2 separate regions of the Homo sapiens genome follow, and region 2 is linked to region 1. Evidence: read pairs that join two places in POLR2A ChIA-PET (ENCODE). Cell type or tissue: Panc1. All regions are shown on one strand. Links, peaks and the distances in the headings refer to the core of each region. The heading gives the core; the rest is flanking DNA.

The links. Peaks named below come from ENCODE experiments on the same cell type or tissue, not always from the same donor. Only the 100,000 strongest peaks of a DNase experiment are listed, where the experiment ranks them.
Region 2: POLR2A ChIA-PET joins it to region 1 with 8 read pairs; 2 of 35 experiments call an interaction of 5 or more read pairs at or near these places.

Annotation. Positions count from the first base shown.
Region 1 is chr9:88,007,747-88,015,799 of GRCh38, reverse strand. No RefSeq gene overlaps it. Among named protein-coding and RNA genes, the nearest start is that of CDK20, 37 kb to the right of the region's middle. In Panc1, for the core only: a CTCF peak has its summit at 4,190 (motif pointing left); no DNase peak of the experiment used is centred there.
Region 2 is chr9:88,220,519-88,228,571 of GRCh38, reverse strand. No RefSeq gene overlaps it. Among named protein-coding and RNA genes, the nearest start is that of SPATA31C2, 86 kb to the right of the region's middle. In Panc1, for the core only: no CTCF peak of the experiment used is centred there; no DNase peak of the experiment used is centred there; H3K27ac peaks cover 512 bases.

The DNA.
Region 1 (8,053 bases), core at 3,582-6,081:
GTGGGAGGATCACTTGAGCCCAGAAAGTCAAAGCTGCAGTGAGCTGTGATTGCACCACTGCTCTCCAGCCCAGGAAACAGTGAAACCCCGTCTCTAAATACATGAATAAATAAATAAGTTTTTAAAAATAAAAATAAAAATGATTTGCTTTAAAAAAAAATCTACCTGGTATCATTTGGTTTCTAGATCCAGTTGAAGAGACCACTGAGAGCTAAAAGTGGGGCTGGAGGTGATCTCTGGCTCCCCTAACATTCTTGATCAAAAATCACACAGTGCCTTAACCACTCTGTGATGCAGTCAGCTACAGGTTTTTCCCTGCAGGCTTGACCCAAAGCTGGGCCTCAGCATTGATAAAGATACCTAGGTTGTTTGCCAAAAACACAGAAAGAAACTGGCCCTGACCCTCAGCTAAATTCCTTCAACCCTGACATCTATAAACCCTGGTCCCCCTACTGCAGACATACCTAGGGAGAAGATGCTTGTCTCTCGCTGTCCCTCGAGTGGGTTGCTGCAGCCTCTGTATGTAGGTTCCCTAATAAATGCTCTGGATTCATCACCCTGGTGTTACTGGTGTTAGTGCTTTTTTTTTTTTTTTTTTTTTTTTTTTTTTTTTAAGACTTAGTTTCACTCTTGTCCCCAGGCTGGAGTGCAATGGCACGATCTCAGCTCACTGCAACCTCCGCCTCCCAGGTTCAAACTATTCTCCTGTCTCAGCCTCCCAAGTAGCTGGGACTACAGGCGTGCGCCACCATGCCCGGCTAATTTTTCTATTTTTAGTAGAGATGGGGTTTCACCATGTTGGCCAGGCTGGTCTCGAACTCCTGACCTTGTGATCCACCCGCCTCGGCCTCCCAAAGTGCTGGGATTACAGGCATGAGCCACTGCGCCTGGCTAGTGCTTCTTTCTTTGGAATCCCAACCAACCCCATCTTGGGATGGTATGGGGCACTCCCTTCTGGCAATTTCCCTGCCAGCATTTTGAGGCAACTCTAGCTGTGTGCTTGGCGGGACAAAACAAGACCATGTGGAGCACAAGTGTTGGTGTATTTTGCTCTTTCCTTTAGGCCAAGTCCTACCCTAAGTCCTCATGTGTATTAATTAGTCCTCACAATCTCCCCTAATCCTTTTATCCCTTTTCTTTCTTTTCTTTTCTTTTCTTTTTTTTTTTGAGACAGGGTCTTCTCTGTCACCCAGGCTGGAGTACAGTGGTGTGATCACAGCTTACTGTAGTCTCAACCTCTGGGGCTCAAGCAATCCTTTCATCTCAGCCTTCTGAGCAGCCTCGACTGCAGGCATGTGCTACCATACTTGGATAATTTTTGTTGTTGTTGTTGTTTTCTAGAGACAAAGTCTCACTATGCTCCCCAGGCTGATTTTGAACTCCTGGGCTCAAGCAATCCTCCTGCCTCAGCCTCCCAAAGTGCTGGGCCTATCTCCATTTCTTTGAGAGAGAAGGCCAGAGCACAGACTGAGCTCCTCTCTCAGAGCAGCCCTGGGATTCTGGCCCGTCTCAGCCACCATGAACTACCACACTGAACCCGAGAAGGGCTGCTTCCTCCTCTTACAGACTAGCAGGTGTGGGAGGAGAAGGGCAGGGAGGGTGTTCGTGTTCACTTGTCCTGTGCTATCCAGGACAGCAGCCCTGGTCCACACACAATGATTGTGCACCTGAACATGGCGAGGCCGAATTGAGTTGTGCTGTGAGTAGACGACAGGACACACACCAGATTTTGGAGATTTACCATGGAAAACAGAATGTGACCTATCTCAGTGATTTTTATATGCATTACATGTGAAAATAACATTTTTGACATATTGGGTAAAATGAAATGTATTATTAAAATCAATTTCACCTGGTTCTTTTTAGTTGAATGTTATTAGTGTAAACGTAATGTTACATATGTGGCTGACATTATATTTCTCCTGAGCAGCACGGCTCCAGGAGGGTGGACACTGAAACTGCTCTCAGCCCGCATGGTTGTGCGGTAGAGCTGTGCTGCCAACTCAGGCCTGGGGACTGGTGTCATCCCTATGTTTCCATGGAAACAGGTATTCCTAAGAGAAACACCAACCCTCCTCCACCTAGGGACAGATGTCTATTTTCTTTTTTCTTTTTTAGTAGAGATGGTGGCAGGGAGGGTGGGGGTCTCGCTATGTTGCCCAGGCTGGTCTCGAACTCCTGACTGCAAGGCAAACCTCCCGCCTTGGCTTCCCAAAGTGCTAAGATTACAGGATTGAGTCAATGAGCCCAGCTGGGAACAGATGTTCATGTCCTCCTCTCATCTTTTCCCCAAATTGCCCTTGGAAACTCTTGACAAGTCTTGGCCTAAGTTCTCTACCTCTTCCCCACCTATCTAGAAAAGGCTACCAGAGCCCAGAACACCTGGAGAGATGATAGCTTTCAAGGTGCAGAGATAAAGAGTTCCCAGAAAGGAGACACATTTTGGGGATTGTGAATTGTCTCCTTAGTGGAGAGAAGGACAAGCTTCCTGCAGCTTTCACTCTCTCCTTTGTCCTGGAACCTGTCCCTGCCTAAGGAACTCTTTGGCAAAAGACTTTGCTTTCTGGGTCTCACTTCCTGCTTGATGAAATAAGCTGCTCAGCATAGATTATCCTTAAATGCCATTGAGATGCAAACAAATGTCACTGGTGCCCTTTGAGCACCGCCCGAATATTTTAACACCTCCAGACAGGAGGACTGCACTTGTCTCCTGTTTGTTGTGACTTTTCTCCAGCTTCTTTTCTGTAGGTTGTTAGCAGTCAGAAAACTGTTACAATTACCATGGAGCTGGGTTTGCAGGGGTGAAGGCTAGGAGATGGAAAATCACTTCCCTAAAGGGGACCTTACCCACAAGTGGCAAAGCCAACATTTTAACCTGAACTGCAGGTTCCAGGTGAGGGCCGGCACCCCTGCATCACCTGAAAAAGGAGGTCACTGGATCACGAGTTCTAAGAAATCATTCAACTCTGACATGTGGGGGCCTATTTATTTTTATCTCACTAGAAAACAAAGTCAGAGACTGGGTCTGAAGGTAAGGATGCAGACATCTGAGACAAAATCTCTCTCCTTCCTGTCTTAACTTTGTTTTATTTAGTGTGTGAGGTTTGTTTTTGTTTTTGTTTGTTTTTGAGATGGGGTCTCACTCTGTGGCCAAGGCTGGAGTACAGTGGCATGATCTCAGCTCACTGCAACATCTGCCTCCGAAGCTCAAGCAATCTTCCCACCTCAGCCGCCTGAGTAGCTGGGACTATAGGCCTGCGCCACCACACCCAGCTAATTTTTGTATTTTTAGTACAGACAGGGTTTCACCATGTTGCCCAGGCTGGTCTCGAACTCCTAGATTTAAGAGATCCACTTGCCTCAGCCTCCCAAAGTGCTGGGATTACAGGCATGAGCTACCACACCCTGCCCTGTTTTATTATGTATTATTGTTTATTTTTTTGTAGAGAAGGCGGGTTGCACTATGTTGCCCAGCCTCCTCTCGAGCTCCTGGCCTCAAGAGATCCTCCTGCCTTGGCCTTGTTTTATTAGTTTCACTAGGAAAATTACAGAGGAAGATAAAGCATACAAATAAGGTTAAAACCAACAATAATCCCACAATTTTTTAAAAAGATATAAAATTAAAGTGAAGCATCTGCCCTCGGCTCACCACAGCCCTCAGTACCTGCCCTTCCAAGAGAAAACCCCTCCCCTCCAATAGGTAACTATTCATATTGTCCTCCCAGAATTTTCTTTTTTTCTTTTTCTTTTTCTTTTTTTTGAGATGGCGTTTTGCTCTTGTTGCCCAGGTTGGAGTGCAATGGCATGGTCTCAGCTCACTGCAACCTCCACCTCCCGGGTTCAAGTGATTCTCCTGCCTCAGTCTCCCAAGTAGCTGGGATTACAGGCACCCACCACCATGCCCCTCTAATTTTTGTATGTTTAGTAGAGACATGTTGTCCGGGCTGGTCTCAAACTCCTGACCTCAGGTTATCTGCCTGCCTCGACCTCCCAAAGTGCTGGGATTACAGATGTGAGCCACTGCACCTGGCCCAGAATTTTCTTATATTAATACACACAGTATATTATTTATTTTACAAAAAGGTAAGCATGCTAAATCTATTAGACTGCAAAATATGTTTTCTCATCTCTTGGATATCCTTTCCTGCCAGCACATTGGCAGTATTTAGTGGGTGCACAGAATTCAGTTTCCTGGATTTTCTCTATTTTAACTCTTCCTCCCTCTGCTGGTAGACATTTAAGTTTTTCTCCAGTATTTTGGAGCTGCAGTGAACAGGGCAGCTCTCTACAGGGGCAGATTCCCAAAGAGAGACCTAGTGCCCTGGGAAGAGAAGGGGGTTTCATCTACCAAGAAGCCAGGCAATTAGGAATGAGTTTGCCATCAAATCTGTCAGAAAGAAAGGACTGGGCAACAAGAGCAAAACTCCGTCTCAAAAAAAAAAAAAAAGAATTTAAGTTGCTAGAGAATGTGGAAAGTTTCAAAGGCAGAACTTGTAGCCCTGACATAGTAAAACCTTAAAGCAGCTTTTAGAAAGTCTTGGGCAAAGGCCTTGAAGCCCAACTGGCTCTACACTGATTCTCGCTCCCAGCCTTGGGCAAGCAGATCCACCTGCCAACTCTCAGTACTGCCTTTTCATAAAACCTCAGATAAGCACAGTGCTCTCAAACAGCATAAAAAGCACTAGCCACAAAGGGAAACAATGACTCCATTAAAAACATTTGACTCTATTAAGGCCAAGAACTTCTGTTCATTAAAAATCTGGATTTAAGAGTGAAAAGGTGGGGCCAGGCTCGGTGGCTCATGCCTGTAATCCCGGCATTTTGGGAGGCCGAGGCAGGTGGATCACAAGGTCAGGAGTTCAAGACCAGCCTGGCCAAGATGGTGAAACCTCGTATCTACTAAAAATACAAACAATTAGCCAGGCGTGGTGGTGGGCGCCTGTAGTCCCAGCTACTCGGGAGGCTGAGGCAGGAAAATGGCATGAACCCAGGAGGCAGAGCTTGTAGTGAGCTGAGATTGCGCCACTGCACTCCAGCCTGGGCGACAGAGTGACACTCCATCTCAAAAAAAAAAAAAAAAGAGTGGAAAGGTCAGTCATAATGGGAAAAGACTTTTATCATCCATAAATCCAACCAAGAACTCTGCATAATTGTGGCCCTATATTAATTTTAGGAATTGGTATCACTATCACATAAAAGAAAATAATATTTTTGGTGGTAAGGGATGGAGCCTTGCTCTGTTGCCCAGGCTGGAGAGCAATGGCATGATCTTAGCTCACTGCAACCTCCACCTCCTGGGTTCAAGCAATTCTCCCACCTCAGCCTCCCAAGTAGCTGGGATTACAGTTGTGTGCCACCATGCCTGGCTAATTTTTGTATCTTTAGTAGAGATGAAGTTTCACCATGTTGCCCAGGCTAGTCTTGAACTCCTGACCTCAAGTGATCCTCCTGCCTTGGCTTCCCAAAGTGCTGGGATTACAGGTGTGAGCCACTGCGCCTGAACTGATTGTGTCCTCTAATGCACAAAGTTTTAAACTTGTTTGTTTGTTTGTTTTCTAACCACTAGACCACCAGGGAAAAAGTTTTCCATTTTTATTGACTTCAATTTATCTATTTTTTCTTATGTTGCCCATGCTTTTGGTATCACATTCAAGAAATCATTGTCAAATCTGATATAAGGAAGACTTCTTTTAAGATTCTTATAGTTTTTTTTTTTTTTTTCGAGACGGAGTCTCACTCTGTTACCCAGGCTGGAGTGCAGTGGCACAATCCTGGCTCACTGCAAGCTCCGCCTCCTGTGTTCATACCATTCTCCTGCCTCAGCCTCCCGAGTAGCTGGGACTACAGGTGCCTGCCACCACACCCAGCTAATTTTTTTGTATTTTTATTAGAGATGAGGTTTCACCGTGTTAGCCAGGGTGGTCTTGATCTCCTGACCTCGTGATCTGCCCGCCTCGGCCTCCCAAAATGCTGGGACCACAGGCGTGAGCCACTGTGCCCAGCCTAAGATTCTTACAGTTTTAGCTTTTATAGTTAGGTCTTTGATCCATTTTGAGTTAATTTTTGCATATGGCACTGGGTAAGGGTCCAGCTTCATTCTGTTGCATGTGGAGACTCAATCTCCCTACAACATTTATTATTTTTATTTTTTCAGAGATGAGGCCTCACTATATTGTCCAGGCTGATCTTGACCTCCTGGGCTCAAGCAATCCTCCTGCCTCAGCCTCCCAAAGTGCTGGGATTACAGGTATGAGTCACCATATCCAGCCTTTCAACACTATTTTTTGAAAAAACTATTCTTTCCCTGTAAATGGTCTTGGTATCATTGTTAAAAAAAATCATTTGAAAGCCTGGCGGGGTGGCTCACGTCTGTAATCCCAGCACTTTGGGAGGCCAAGGCGGGTGGATTGCCTGAGGTCAGGAGTTTGAGACCAGCCTGGTTAACATGGTGACACCCTGTCTTTACTAAAAATACAGCAATTAGCTGGGTGTGGTGGTGTGTGCTTGTAGTTTCGGCTACTCGGGAGGCTGAGGCAGGAGAATCACTTAAACCTGGGAGATGGAAGTTGCAGTGGGCCAAGATCATACCACTGCACTCCTGCTTGGGTGACAGAGCAAGACTCCATCTCCAAAAAAAAATAAAAATCATTTGACCATATATATAAAGGTTTATTTCTGGGCTTTCTGTTCTATTCCATTAGTCTATGGGGCTGTTTCTATGCCAGTACCACACTGTTTTGATTACCGTAGCTTTGCAGTAAGTTTTCAAATCCAGATGTATGAGACCTCCAACCTTATTGTTTTTGAGATTGTTTTGGTTACTTAAAGTTCAAGAAAATAACATTTTGACAGACACAATGTGATGCACTGACAGCAAATTATACCATTATTTGTAAAATGCTTGGTCAGGCACTTATACAGAGAACTACAGTAGTTTCCCCCCTCCTTATCCATGGGGGACACATTCCAAGACCCCCAAGACCCCCCAGTGGATGTCTGAAACCTCAGATAGTAACAAACCCTATATATATTATACTCTGGGTTTTTTTCTATGCATACATAACTATGATAAAGTTTATTTATTTATGTATTTTTTTTGAGACAGAGTCTTGCTCTGTCACCCAGGCTGGAGTGCAGTAGTGCGATCTTGGCTACTGCAACCTCTGCCTTCCAGGTTCAAGCAATTCTCCTGCCTCAGCCTCCTGAGTAGCTGGGATTACAGGTGCGTGCCACCACACTTGGCTAATTTTCGTATTTTTAGTAGAGACAGGGTTTTACCATGTTGGCCAGGCTGGTCTTGAACTCCTGAGCTCAGGTGATCTGGCCACCTTGGCCTCCCAAAGTGCTGGGATTACAGGCATGAGCCACCACGCTCGGCCTTATGATAAAGTTCAATTTATAAATTAGGCACTGTAAGAGATTAATAACAACAATAATAAAATAGAACAATTATAACAATATACTGCAATAAAAGTTATGTAAATGTGGTCTCTCTCTCTGTCTCTCAAAATATCTTATCCTGTACTTACTTTTCTTCCTGATCTGATAACTGAGACAGCTAATAAGTGACTAATGGGAAGGTAGCATAGACAGGGTGGATATGCTGGACAAAGGGGCGATTCATGTACTGGGTGGGACAGAGCTGGACAGGGCAAGATTTCATCCCACCACTCAGAACAGAATGCAATTTAAAACTTACTGTTTATTTCTGGAATTTTCCATTTAATATTTTTGGACCAAGGTTGACCTCCTGTAACTGAAATTGTGGAAAGCGAAACTCCAGATTAGGGGTGATGACTTTAGGTGTATTTCTTGTCTCATGTCACAGAGGAGCAAGATAAAAATAAATTATAGAGCCGGCTTCAGGCAGCTGCTGCCTAAAGTCAGGGCCTAGAGGGAAAATGTAAAAACTGACTCAGTTTGTTACCTGAGGCATTTTATTTTTCTGCCAAAGGCAGAATGAGCCACTGTGAGCTCTGCAGATTCTCCAGGCAAAAGGATTTAAATGGCTTCTGGGTACCTCTCCAGGGACAGTCACCACATTTGGGGGTCT
Region 2 (8,053 bases), core at 2,632-5,131, 210 kb before region 1:
AGAAAGGTGCCTGGAGGGAAACAGAGCCTTGGGGACCACTGGCTCTAGTGGTGGTTATGTTGGGCTCTGACACCGCTGACTCTAGTGGTGGTCGTCATTGCTGCTGGGCTCTTGCATGGCTGGCTGTGGTCGTCATGGTTATGGGGACTGTTGATGCTTCTGTTCTAGGTGTTCTTGAGGATGCTATTGGGAGAGGCACAGCGAAGGAGTCAGATGGGCTCTCGCTGTTCCTTTCAGGGGAGTGGTGCAGCAGTGAGGAGAGTCAGACTCACAGGTGGCACCTGTGTGCAAAGCCTGACTCTTTCCAGCTGTGCAACTTGGGCCAGTTTCTTAACACTTGAGCCTTAGTTTCCTCACCTGTGAAACATCATGCATGATCTTTATAAGGACTGAATCACATAATAAATATCAGTCATTAGCCATCCTTGACACTGAGCAGATGTGAGCTTGGATGGTGTGTTGGTCATGGTCCTCCAGAGAAACAGAGTGGTAGGATATACTGAAAGGAGACTTTAGATAGATATAGATATAGATATAGATATCTCCTATATATATCTATCTCTTATCTGTCTATCTAGATATGTATACATATATACACATACATATTTAGATAGATAGATACATAGGAGATTATATATATATGTGTATATATATCATATATATATATGATTTCCCAAAAAAGAAGGAATTCTGTCTCAAGACTGCAACATAGAAACCTCATTCTCTCTCTATATATATAGGTATACTCTCTGTCTATCTGCCTATGTATCTATCTATCTATCTATCACTTATCTATCTGGGTTTATTTTAAGGAGTTGGCTCACATGATTGGGGCAGCTGGCAAACCCAAAATCCACAGGGCAGGCTGGCAGGCTGAAGATTCAGGCTGGAGTTGGTGTTTGAGTTTTGAGTCAGAATTCCACAGGCCAGCAGGCTGGAAACTCAGGTGAGGTTTCTACGTTGCAGTCTCGAGACAGGATTCCTTCTTTTTTGGGAAATCGTAGGCTTTGCTTTTAAGGCTTTCAACAGATTGTTTGAGGCCCATTCACATTATGAAAGTTGTCTGCTTTACTCAAAGTACCGATTATAAACGTTAGTCACATCTTTAAAATACTGTCACCGCAACATCTGAACTGTGTTTGACCATACAGCTGAGCACCATGGCCTAGCAAGGTTGACACACAAAATTCACCATCACAGACAGTCTTGTAATTTCTCCAAGCCTCAGGTTCCTCAGCATGGAATGGCATTGATAATACCTAAGTCATAACACAATTTTTTGGCAGGGGTTGGGGGTGGGGTCAGGGTCTCGCTCTGCTGCCCAGGCTGGATGGAGTACAATGATGTGATCTCGGCTCACTGCAACCTCTGCCTCCCAGGCTCAAGCGATTCTACTGCCTCAGCCTCCTGAGTAGCTGGGTTTACAGGCGCCTGCCACCATGTCTGGCTAATTTTTTATGTATTTTTCTAGAGACAGAGTTTCATCATGTTGGCCAGGCTGGTCTTGAACTCCTGAGCTCAGGCGATCCACCCACCTCGGCCTCCCTAAGTGCTGGGATTACAGACATGTTCCACAACACCAGGCTAATTTTTATATTTTCGGTAGAAATGGGGTTTCACCATGTTGGCCAGGCTGGTCTCGAACTCTTGACCTCAAGTGATCCACCCGCCTGAGCCTCCCAAAGTGCTGGGATTGCAGGCATGAGTCACTGCACCTGGCATAACACAATTATTTTAACACACATTTCTTCAAAATCCTCTCTCATCCAGGAAGTCCTCGGTGCTTGGGATACAACAGTGAGCAAAACAGCTCCCTACACAGAGCTCACATTGGGAGGTGGTGAGGAAGGAAGTTTAATTGCTATATAAACCGCCAGATATTGATAAGTGCCAGGAAGGGAAAAGCAGAGCCCGCTGTTGTGAGGAGTAGAGGAGATGGTGCACGTCAGGGTACAGCCCAGGCCTGAACATGCTCAGGTGTACAGCCAGGTTACCTTCCTTCCTTTCCCCCTAGAATAACCATCATGAAATATAATACATGATTTTTTCTTTGCTTGTTTTTAGATGGAGTGTCGCTCTGTCACCCAGGCTGGAGTGCAGTGGCACGATCTCAGCTCACTGCAAACTCTGCCTCCTGGGTTCAAGTGATTCTCCTGCCTCAGCCTCCTGAGTAGCTGGATCTACAGGTGTGTGCCACCAAACCCGACTAATTTTTGTATTTTTAGTAGAGAAGGGGTTTTCACCATGTTGTCCAGGCTGGTCTTGAATTCCTGACCTCAGGTGATCCACCTGCCTCGGCCTCCCAAAGTGCTGGGATTACAGGCATGAGCCACTGTACCCAGCCAGTACATGATTTTCTTTGCCCTACCAGAAATTACATTTCCCCCCTTGTTGGTATAGGCCATCTTTGAGCAAATCTTCGTTATGTATGTGGGAAACCAGGAAAAAGGTGAAAGAAGAACTTTGGCTGTTTTAGGTGCCTGGCAAAGCTGTTTATTTATGGGTACAGAAGGCTGGAATTTGGGAAGGGTTGAATAATTGTGTATGGAGTCTAGCAGTCTTTGGGAAGGGAAGACGCCAAATCCCTAACCAGTGGTTTCCAACTCTGAGACCCAGCCCTTCTTCCAGCCCACCCTTAAAAGATATTTAGAAACATTCTATTCACTATCTTAAAATGAAATTCATTGATTTTATAACCAATGTATGCTCATGGTCCAAAATAATCAATATAATTCTGTTTGAAAATATGGAGGCTGGGCACAGTGGCTCACACCTGTAATCCTAGCACTTTGGGATGCTGAGGTGGGCGGATCACTTGAAGTCAGGGGTTCGAGACCAGCCTGGCCAACATGGTGAAACCCCATCTCTACTAATTTTTGTAAAACTACAAAAATTAGCCCAATGTGGTGGCACGCACCTGTAATCCCAGCTACTCAGGAGGCTGAGGCAGGAGAATTGCTTGAACCTGGGAGGTGGAGGTTGCAGTGGGCCAAGATCATGCCACTTCACTCCAGCCTGGGTGACAAGGCAAGACTCTGTCTCAAAACAAAAACAAAGACAAACAAACAAACAACAAAAAAAGAGAGTATGGAAGATAAAAACAACTTGTAATACAATGCTTTGTATTTCACTACGTAAGTGCTAGGTCACGACTACACTAAATGGCAAAAAATGACCCCAAGGTCCCCAACATGCCCCTGTGCCAGTGAGGAGCTCAGTGGGAGGGACCGCAGCACGGAAACTGTAAAGGGATTATTCACAGAGGTGAACATGGGGGCGGGGAAGCCATCGAGGGGTGGTGCAGCCCTTGCGTTAGGAATGGGGAGTGAGAGTAGCTGGTCCCTCCCTGGGCCCTGGTGGGTCCTTGGGAGAAAGCTGTAGTCGTGGGTGGTAGCCACCCAATGGGAGCTGAGTACCACTTTGGCAGAAGAATGGCCCAGGACATGAAACTGTGTTGTCACTCTCCTCCCACCTGCTGAGCTCCTGCAAGCTCCTCTATTGGCCTAACTCTTTTCAATGTTGAGTCACTCTGACCTATAGGTTCTCTGCAGCCCCTAAGCAATCCTAGATACCTTGTTACTTGCTCACACTGACTCCAGGTTGCGGCAGGGAATTTGCCTTTTATAATCAGAAAAAGGGCGTGATTACCTGACCTATCTGTATTGGTTCTCTGGTCTCAGTCAGAAAAGCTCTTCTCTCTGGTTTATTTTTGGTTTTGTTTTTTAAAACAAACTGAATTCCATCCTGTTTCTGCCTGTTTGAAGGGAGGCTTGTCTCATAGTTGAAGGCGGGAGAAGGCTGATGCACCACCTCATATTCTGGCGTTTTCCACTGCTCTCTGGATGAAGTTCAGCAGGGATGTGGTTCAATCCCTGTTGGCGAAAGGCGAGGGTTTCCCAGCAGCTTTACTCCTCTCTGTGAGGGCGGTTAACGTAGGGAGAGCCCAGCCTTCTCCTGTCTTGATCCAGTCTCTTCTGTATTGTAAGGTCTGTCAGGTGCCACAGCCCACCCCAGGCCTCATATCCTGTGTGAGTGAAACCTCAAATCAGCTTAAACCTAAGAGGGAATTCACTTGCTCACACAAGCTGGTAAGTGTGGGGTGGACACAGTTCAGGCTGATAGACCCAGCAGTGTGGGGTATCCAGGATGCTCCCTCCCTTCTCCGCTGGTCTCTTTTTGGTTTCATTTCCTAACTGCAGACGGTGGTGGGAATGTGGCTGTGGCAGATCTAGCATCATCTCTTTCTGAATGAGACAGGAGGGGCCACGGCCTTTCTCTCCAGTGCCACATTGTAAGGTCCCAATGACTTGGGTTCCTTGCTGCCCTGCCTTAGACCAGCCACTGTGGCCAGGGCCATGGGGTATTTGGCCTAGTTTACCAAAATACCTATTTGGCCAGAGGTTTAGAACATGTGACTGGCACTTCTCCAAAAGTGTGCCATCAGCACAGTGAAGGCGAAGCTGTTCCCACTAGAGACAGAACTTATATTCATCCCATCAATGCATTTTTCAACCTACTGACCTTCCTTGAAGTCAGCATGTGTTTATCATGCACACAGGCTAGTGATCAGATAAAGAGCTTGTCTTTATTGAGCAGTGTGGAACCCAACATTGTGCTCAGCACCCAATCCATGCTGCCTTTTGCTGCAGGAAGGTGAAGGAAGCATTGGGGGTGCTTCTGCCCTCAAGACACCTGCAGTCAAGACAGGGTAGAGGAAGAAGTGAGGACCTCTCCATGCCTCCCTCTCCTCTCTGCTCCCTGCCCTCATCGTTTGCTGTCCTTGGGCTCACTCGCTTCTAGGCAATCCTTAGTCCTGCCTCATGGGTCCCATCCATGACACGTGCTGTACACATGATCCAGCAGTCCCATGTCTCTGATGTCTCTGCTGGAGGCTAGTCTCGTTGCCCCTTCCTTCCTGTCTCTGTCTCTGTCTTGGTTGTGCAGCCTTTGCACAAAGCCTTCTTCTGATTGAAGCTCCTGTAATTCTCACTGCTCTTCCACCAGGCCCCTGGCACTGTTGGGCTGTCTGATGATTGCATGTCAAGTGGCTGGGATGATATAAATTCATTTAACTCACTTCATTACTAAGTGGGGTGATTAAAAAGCTGGTGGAGCTCGACATCCATTTGTGGAATTAAATTGCTAAGGTGAGTGGGAATCTGCAAAACACTCCACAGCAAAATCCCCTTGCAAAGTAGAAATCTAGTAAAGCTTCTAATTCAGAATATGATTCTAATTCAGAATAGATCATATCTCAAGGTTAAAATTATTAACCACATTCATTTGTAGACCATCTACTTTACCTATGAATAACAAATGCTTTCAAGGAGTTTTCAAGTGTTACTGACGCAAAAACTCTGTAACTGTGATATAAGCAAAGGTAAGCACTGTATAGCTGGGGCTTTGCTAGCTTTAAAAATCACTCTTATCTGGAAGGCTGGTCTCCCCACCTGAGGCTTAAATATCTCAGAGCCAAGGCCCCAGCCCAGCAGTTCTGAGCATGCTGTTAAGAACACTTGATTGGAGTGTCGTATTAGTTTGTTAGAGCTGCTGTAACAACATATCCCAGATCTGGGGACTTCAACAACAGACATTTACCTTTTTAAGTCTTGGAGGCTGGAGGTCTGAGATCAAGGTGTGCACATGGTTGTTTTTTCCTGAGGCCTCTCTCCTCGGCTTGTAGACAGCCTTCTTCTCCCTGTGTCCTCACATGGCCTTTCCTCTGTGTGTGTCTGTGTCCTAATTGCCTCTTATAAGGACACCAGTCATGTTAGATTAGGCCCCAGCCATACGACTTATTTTATTATTTTTTGTTGTTGTTGTTGGTTTCTTTTTCTTTCTTTTTTTTTTCTTGAGACAGAGCCTCGCTCTGTCACCCAGGCTAGAGTGCAGTGGCATGATCTCAGCTCACTGCAAGCTCTGCCTCCCAGGTTCACGCCATTCTCCTGCCTCAGCCTCCCAAGTAGCTGGGACTACAGGCAACCGCCACTATGTCCGGCTAATTTTTTGTATTTTTAGTAGAGATAGGGTTTCACCGTGTTAGCCAGGATGGTCTCGATCTCCTGACCTCATGATCCGCCTGTGTCGGCCTCCCAAAGTGCTGGTATTACAGGCACGAGCCACCGCACCTGGCCAACACCCAGCTACTTTTTTTTTTTTTTTTTTTGGTAGAGACAGGGTTTCGCCATGTTGGCCGGGCTTGTCTTGAACTCCTAACCTTAGATGATCTACCTGTTTCGGCTTCTCAAAATACTAGGATTACAGGTGTGAGCCACTGCGCCTGTCCCATGACTCATTTTAATTTAATGGGATCTTTAAAGACCCCCCCTCTTTTTTTTTTTTTTGACGGAGTCTCGCACTGTCTCCCGGGCTGGAGTGCAGTGGCGTGATCTCAGCTCACTGCAACCTTCTGCCTCCCTGGTTCAAGCAATCCTCCTGCCTCAGCCTCCCGAGTAGCTGGGACTACAGGCGCCCGCCACCACTCCAGGCTAATTTTTTTTTTATTTTTAGTAGAGACGAGGTTTCACCATGTTAGCCAGGATGGTCTCGATCTCTTGACCTCGTGATCCACCCACCTCAGCCTCCCAAAGTGCCGGGATTACAGGCATGAGCCACCGCACCCGGCCTAAAGACCCCCATCTTCGAATACAGCCACATTCTGAGGTCCTGGCTGTTAGGGCTTCAACATAGGAATTTGTGGGAGCGGTACAATTCAGCCCCCAAGTGTCCGCTAGCAGAGACTCTGCACGCCATGGTTCCCAAGGTGAGACATGCTTTAGTCTCCCAGGAGGGATGTAACGCTCCGTTTCCAGAGCCCATGCCAGACCCACTACAGAGGACACTTGGGGGTTTGCATCATTATTAAGTTTCTGAGGGAATTCTTGGTGCCACTAGGTCACCACCGCCAATGCTTAGGAAACAGTGTCCTAAACACTGCTTGGCTGACCTGGACCCAGTTACCAAAAAGGCTGAGGGCAGTGGGGAATGCATGGAAAAATAAATCTGTAGGAAAAAAATCCCTAAGAGTGAAAAGAATGGGAAGGGACGTTAACAGTTGATGGGGAAATTTCAATTTATTTTTGGAAGCTGGAAAATAGATCATAGGCATTGTTGGAGGAAAAAAGGCGGACAGCTACAGCTCCCAATGCATGTGCAAGGCCTGCAGAGGAGGGGAGGGCTTCCTGGTGTGCCTGATGATCCCCCAGGCTGCGGGGGTGGGGGTGAAAGCAGCGAGGCGTGAAATCTGGGGAGGAGCTGTGGCAGCTGCATCTGCCCCCGCCCGCAGCTCCCCGCACCCAGCCCTGCCCATGGAGCCAGGAGGTTTTGGGGGAAGGGGACTTTGGGAGAAAGGGGAACCTAGAGGGCCCTCTGCTAAGGAAATTGGGAATTGAAAGTCTGGTTAGTGTATTTGAGTCTAATATTTAGTTGCCTGAAGCTAATAGTATTTCAGAGTTATAAATCAAGAAAGGGTGAAACGAGCAGATTATTTGGAGATACGGAGGTAAATCAATATGAGAATAAAGCAAACGGCAGGTGAAGTGCGCCTCTCCCTCTCCCTTTGGCGGGAGCTGGGCTTCAGCAACAGAGCGCCTGAAACTCAGGCCCTTAGAATCAAGTTCATTTCCCTCCACGCAGAGTCCGGGTGCCGCGTCAGGATGGGTAGGCCTCGGCTCTAAAGCCACAGTCGGAGGCCCGGCGTGGCACAGGTGTTGCTGTTACCGGCACGCTCCCAGTTGCCTTCCCCAGCTCCAGGAAGGGGCACAGGGCAGCAGTGAGGACCACCGCCTTGGCCAGACCCAGGCCCGGAGATGCAGCCTCTTTTGCTAGGGGAAGCGAGAATAGACTTCTGGCGAGCACTGGAGGTTCTGCCGCAGTGCAGAGTTGGTAAAAAGGCAAACCTAAACCTAAAGGTGGCTCACGCTTGTAGTCTCAGCACTTTAGGAGGCCAAGGCGGGCGGATCGCAAGGTCAAAAGATTGAGACCATCCTGGCCAACATGGTGAAACCCTGTCTCTACTAAAAACACAAAAATTAGCTGGGCATGGTGGCGCGTG